2 separate regions of the Homo sapiens genome follow, and region 1 is linked to region 2. The links are chromatin loops, found by intact Hi-C in ENCODE. Cell type or tissue: psoas muscle. All regions are shown on one strand. Links, peaks and the distances in the headings refer to the core of each region. The heading gives the core; the rest is flanking DNA. Region 1 overlaps NQO2 (N-ribosyldihydronicotinamide:quinone dehydrogenase 2). Region 2 has its middle 7.4 kb from the start of PSMG4.

Region 1 (2,908 bases), core at 311-2,810, 240 kb before region 2:
AATTCAATAAGAAAGAAAAACACTAATGTGCAAAAAGAAAACATTTGAAGATGTAAAACCCACTGGTAAAAGTAAGTACACAGAACACTCTAATACTGTAATTGTGTACAGTCCACTCATTACTAGTATTAAGTCTAACAGACAAATCTATCAAAAACAATAATCACTACGTGACCTGTTAAGAGCCAAAGATAAGCAATATAAAATATGTAAATCAAGACACAGATACTCAAAAATGTGGAGGTGAGCATGAAATTAAAGCGTAGAGTTTATTTTTTTAGACCTGTTTGGCATTGAACAAGACATCCAGCCTCTCTTGGGTGTCAGTTTGCTCTCTGGTAAATTGGGAAATACACCAGTCTCACCAGTTGTTATGAAGAAAGGTGATGTGTGTAGAGCACAGCACCTGCTAGGTAGCAAGTGCTCAATCAGCAGCCCTCCCAGACTGCTTCTCTTTCCCTAGCTCGGACCCAGGGTGCAGCTTCTGGTCAGGTTGCAGCAAATGTCTTTGACTTGTCTGAGGAGTCCGGTATACACAGTGCTACTGGGATGGTTGGGATGGGCTGTGGATGCCCACCTAGGAGTGAGAATGTTTGGCCTCTTCCCCGACAGGTACTCTTTCTAATCCTGAGGTTTTCAATTATGGAGTGGAAACCCACGAAGCCTACAAGCAAAGGTCTCTGGCTAGCGACATCACTGATGAGCAGAAAAAGGTTCGGGAGGCTGACCTAGTGATATTTCAGGTTTGTTTTTCTCTAATTAATATATTGAATCAGATTCATCTTATGTACAAACTCTTTCTGAATATTGAGTTTTGTGCTGCTTCTGGAAGTGGCATCAATGTTTTGAGCACAGTTGCACACTTACTGAGCAAATATTGTAACCTGGTTACAACACCTAGTTACAACATTTCACCTAGTTACACCACTTCACCTAGTTACAACACTTCACCTAGTTACAACACTTCATCTAGTTACAACACTACTTTAAACACTGTACGTAGATGTAACACTACTTTTTTTTTTTTTTTTTTTTTTTTTTTGAGACGGAGTCTCGCTCTGTCGCCCAGGCTGGAGTGCAGTGGCGGGATCTCGGCTCACTGCAAGCTCCGCCTCCCGGGTTCACGCCATTCTCCCGCCTCAGCCTCCCGAGTAGCTGGGACTACAGGCGCCCGCCACCACGCCCGGCTAGTTTTTTGTATTTTTAGTAGAGACCGGGTTTCACCGTGTTAGCCAGGATGGTCTCGATCTCCTGACCTCGTGATCCACCCGCCTCGGCCTCCCAAAGTGCTGGGATTACAGGCGTGAGCCACCGCGCCCGGCCGATGTAACACTACTTTAAACACTTTACCTAATTGGGTAAAGATATCCACGTAGCCAATATCACTCACTCCAAATCCCGACTGCCATGTAAATAGGAATGAAGGATATTTCCATTATTCCAGTGGTCCAAGAATCATCTGAAACCTGCCAGTCTTGTTGCTTCCCTTCTCTTCCCGTTCCTGCCCTGAGACATTCTGGGGCTGCTTGAGAACCACATTTATCTGCACAAATGTTTATCAGGGTAAATCAGGCCAAATGCATCTCCTTAAATATCCTGCCTTAAATATCCTGATCATTAAGAGGAAAATCTCTGGTTTCTACCCTCTCAGTGGTTGCTTCACCCCCAGCCCAGCCACCTTCCTGTATTTGTTCACAAGGAGGTGATGCCACTGCAGAGTGAACTGGCCCAGCAAAATGCCCTCCAGGAGTGCTGACTCATCAGGCCACTTCCCGCCACTGCAAGGAAGATGTGCAGGCATGGCTGTGGCTGTGTAAACCTGGCAGCAGAGTACGCACATGAGCTTTGAGGGAATTGTTGGGTGACAGAAATTCCTGTCCAACTAGAAGGAAAGGGGAATCTATTATAAGGGCTCTGGTCACTTGGGCCTCCTGGATCCCAAGGACAGAGCTGTAGCTGCTCTCGTCCACAGATTCCCATCTGCTCCTTTCTGCCTCTTGGCTCTGTTCTCTCTCACTGCTTGCCAGGGACTGGATCCCCTAGATCCAGAATTTCCAACCAAGGGATCTGATTGGTTCAGATCATTTCTGTTTTCCAACCCTGCTTGAGGATGCGGAGTGGGCAGGAGAACGAGAGCACTGTTCGCATGAGTCCGCCATGTGAGGGCAAGGCAGGGGGTGAGCGGCATGTGACCACTTTCCAGACAAAACCACCTTTCCAGAATGATGAGGTTCCCAAGCCTTCATAAAAGCAACCTGCATGTGCGGGAAGAGGGCTGCCTCATCCCTGCCCAGGCTTGCCTCTGCACACCCCTTCCCGACACCAGCCCTTTCTTTACTCAGTGACCTTGAGCTGCTAATCTGACCAAAGTGCAGGACGTCCTTTGTCCTAATTACAGGTGGGTGGACTCATAGTCCTCAGGCCTAGGTGACCATGTGGTTTACCATCTCCGTCTTAATACCATGCCAGTATGACGGGCCTGTATCCTGGGGTGCGTGGTCCCAGCAGAGCCACGCTGAGCTCTCTGCTCTGCTTCTCCTGTCCCCCTTGGGTCGGCCGGCCACGTGGAGCCCGCTTTCCTCCTCGCACCCACTCCACTCCCATAACCCGGTGGCTGGGTAGGCTAAGACCTGGCCTTTCTATAATGGCCTTTCTTTTGTTTCACTTCATTTCACTCCATTTCCCTACTTTCCCTTTTTTTCTGATAGTTTGTCCAGAGGGTCTGCATTATAAGTTATTCTTTTATTCAACATTAATAAAAATTTCATTCATCACTACTGCACTACTAATATCAGAGCCCACCACTCACTGAGCATTGATTCTGTTTTGGGCACTGTGGTGTGTCTTCGAATCCTCACCAGGATGCTGTGAGCTGTGAACTATTAGTAGCCCTATTTGATGAATCAGG
Region 2 (2,908 bases), core at 200-2,699:
TTAAGAAAACTGTATTGACATTTTAGGAAGAGTTATAGAAAAATCTCATTCTGGTTGATTCTGCCTGTGAATCACAGTGATGTGAGGCTTAACTTGTTTCCATCCACTTTAAGCCTTTTTCCTCTGGACGAAACAGGATTATCCTATTTTTCCTTTTGAACCAGGGCCTGATGACATCAGAACTTGGGCAAGCCTTCTTCTTTTGTGTACTGGGAAACGGCTGCTGCTGGCCAAAGTGTTTTGTCTGTGCTTGTGAAGGGTGAGTGGGGACAGCTGGGACCCACAGCTGGAAGAATGCAGGTGCTGCTGAGATGGGGAAGCCTGTGGGAAAGCAGGCTTGGAGGGAAACCGCACAGTAAGTTGGAGGTTTCTGATGGAGATGCCGAGTAGGCAGCTGACCATATGCACTGGAGCTCAGGCGAGAGGTTGGCTCCAGAGAAACCAGTGTGGGAGTCATCCGTGTGCAGAAGGAATTAAGCCATGGGCTGCGGAGCTGGAGAGAATAGGACGCTGGACGCTTCTGCTGCACAGGTGGGACTATGACGAAGAACCAGCCAAGGAGCCTGAGAAGGAGGGACCTGGAGGGACGAGGCACCAAGACAGAGCAGCGCCCCAGAAATCAAATGCTGCCCGTTGAGCAAGGAAGAGACTAAGATGTGGCGTGGTGACCTTGGTGGAAGCAGTTTAGTGAAATGTCAGGAAAGAAGCGAGTTCACAAGAGCAAGGGAAGAGAGGAATTGAAAACAGCACATATGAAGCCTTTTTCCAGGAGTTTTGCTGTAGAGGGAAGCAGAGATACGGGGAGGTAATCAGAGTGAATGTATGATCAAAGGAAGATTTTTGTTGTTGTTTTGAGACAGGATCTCATTCTATCGCCCAGGCTGGAGTGCAGTGGTATAATCATAGCTCACTGCAGCCTGGAACTCCTGGACTCAAGTGATCCTCCCACCTCAGCCTCCAAAGTAGCTGAGTCTACAGGTGCACACCACCACGCCTGGCTAAGTTTTCATTTTTTGTAGAGACAAGTTCTCACTATGTTGCCAGGCTGACCTCAAACTCCTGACTTCATGTAGTCCTCCCACCTCGGCCTCCCAAAGCACTGGGATTACAGATGTGAGCCACCTTGCCCAGCTGGTCACGGAGCAGTTTTCTTATCCATCATCTTTGAATCTTTGTTCTTAATGAAATTCATGCCAGACAAAGGCTCACAATCTAACCTGGTCGGAGAAAGAGGAGGGGGTGAATCAAACACCCTAGGAAACCTTGCTTTTTCTCTTCGAATCGGCCTCTTTCGCCTTCTGCTGCTGGGCGGTTTTACATTTGTGGGCTGTGAACTACCCGGGGACCAGGACCCCCGTGCTTCATCTGCAATTGCAGAATCTGGAGAAATAAACTGTCCTGCCCGAGTGATCTGCAGGAGCAAGAATCCAGTAACTCCCATCGCTTTCTGAAAGCAAAGGCAGCTCTCAACCTGCCCGCTTCCTTCCCACCTGCCACCTAGTGGCCCCCTGCAGAATGACATGGGCGGCAGTGAAGGGCTCCAGTTACCATTCGGCTCTCTTATCTGATCTTCATAGGGTATTAGCTCGGGAAGGCGCCTTAGAGACGATCTAAGCCAATCGTCTCAATTTACAGCTAAGATAACAGACCTAGAATAAAGGTATAGAGATAATTAGTGGTAGAGCTAGGACTAGAGCCTAAGACCCTGATGAGGCCTGCAGTGAGGTCCTTCTGTGTTCTCTCACTCAACCATTCAATCAACTTTCGCTATCTGCCTTACATGCAGAGTCCAAGGCTGTGCACTGCACTGCAGACGAAAGGCCCTGTCGCTATCCTTAGGAGCTTCCTGAGAGGAAGGTGGGCATGCAGAAAGACCATTACATAAAATATATCTTATTTTACATTGCATACAATGATTGCTCTATAGGAGGTAAAAATGAGGGCCAAGAGAAGCTGCCGCCAGCCTGCCTGGAGCCAGGGAAGGCTTCCCTGAGGGGTGGTGTTGGGGTGAACCTCAGGAGTACTAGTCTCTCAGGCAGGTAAGGCAGGGCAGGCCCAGGCCCAGTGGCGCCGTGTGTGGTGGTACACGGGGCAGATACTGAACTGTGGAGTTATTGCCTGAGCGTGACATCAGGGACAGACACGAAGGGGACCAGCAGCTAGGTGAGGGGCCTTGTGTGTCTGCAAAGGTGTTTGGGCTACACATCACCAAAGAATTATTAGAAGGCGTAGCATCATCAGACATATTGCTTCAATAGATCTCTCTGGCAATAGTGAGAAAGAAAAATTGGAAGCCAGTGAAACAAGAAGCAAGGAAACATCAGAATGTCACAGCAGCAGTGCAGGCCAGTGTGGGAGATGTGAGCAGGCAGCGCTGCTGCAGTAACTGGGAAGAGTCTCATATTTACGGTTGGGAAATGAATGCGTCTGGTCTGTGCACCACTGTCCGGAACACAGTCAGGCAAGCTGGCCGCGGGTAGGACAGGAGAGGAAGGGAGGAGCTGCTCAGTGTGGTTGCGCCGAGGGGCCGGTGCTGTGAGTCAGGTGGGAACGCCTGCAGGCTGCTGGGTGTGCCTGTGGCTCTGAGAGCAATGCTAGCCACAGATTCACTTTAGTTGAGGAACAAAATCAGCCAGAAAGGGCGAAAGCGGCTGTCAGAATTGACCATGCACATTGCGCCCAAGTGGCCATGCCTTTAATCCGTTGTCTTCAACAGAAAGTCCCCACAGGAAAGACCTTAGGCAAGGCAGTTCTCAGGAGCTGAACAAATCCCTATGGGGGATGACACTTGAAGGCTCTGTGCTCCCAGCAGCTGGGCGACAGTTCTTCCCTGGCAAGGGGATCTGCCCTTCCCAGGCTGGAGTTGCTGTTTCCTCCATTTACTGTCACAGTTGGGCAAGGGAGTCCC

What was found. Hi-C counts contacts between places; a loop is a spot of excess contacts. Peaks named below come from ENCODE experiments on the same cell type or tissue, not always from the same donor. Only the 100,000 strongest peaks of a DNase experiment are listed, where the experiment ranks them.
Region 1: it touches region 2 in a loop (5-fold over the local background); 5 of 110 quality-filtered maps call a loop at or near these places.

Annotation. Positions count from the first base shown.
Region 1 is chr6:3,011,932-3,014,839 of GRCh38, forward strand. NQO2 (N-ribosyldihydronicotinamide:quinone dehydrogenase 2) reads left to right here. Exons shown (of 7, transcript NM_000904.6): 4 at 613-743. Among named protein-coding and RNA genes, the nearest start is that of NQO2, 13 kb to the left of the region's middle. RefSeq lists an enhancer at 1,884-2,383. In psoas muscle, for the core only: no CTCF peak of the experiment used is centred there; a DNase peak (open chromatin) is centred at 1,749; H3K27ac peaks cover 409 bases.
Region 2 is chr6:3,250,136-3,253,043 of GRCh38, forward strand. No RefSeq gene overlaps it. Among named protein-coding and RNA genes, the nearest start is that of PSMG4, 7.4 kb to the right of the region's middle. RefSeq lists a silencer at 1,340-1,634 and an enhancer at 2,380-2,674. In psoas muscle, for the core only: a CTCF peak has its summit at 1,512 (motif pointing left); a DNase peak (open chromatin) is centred at 1,506; H3K4me3 peaks cover 636 bases.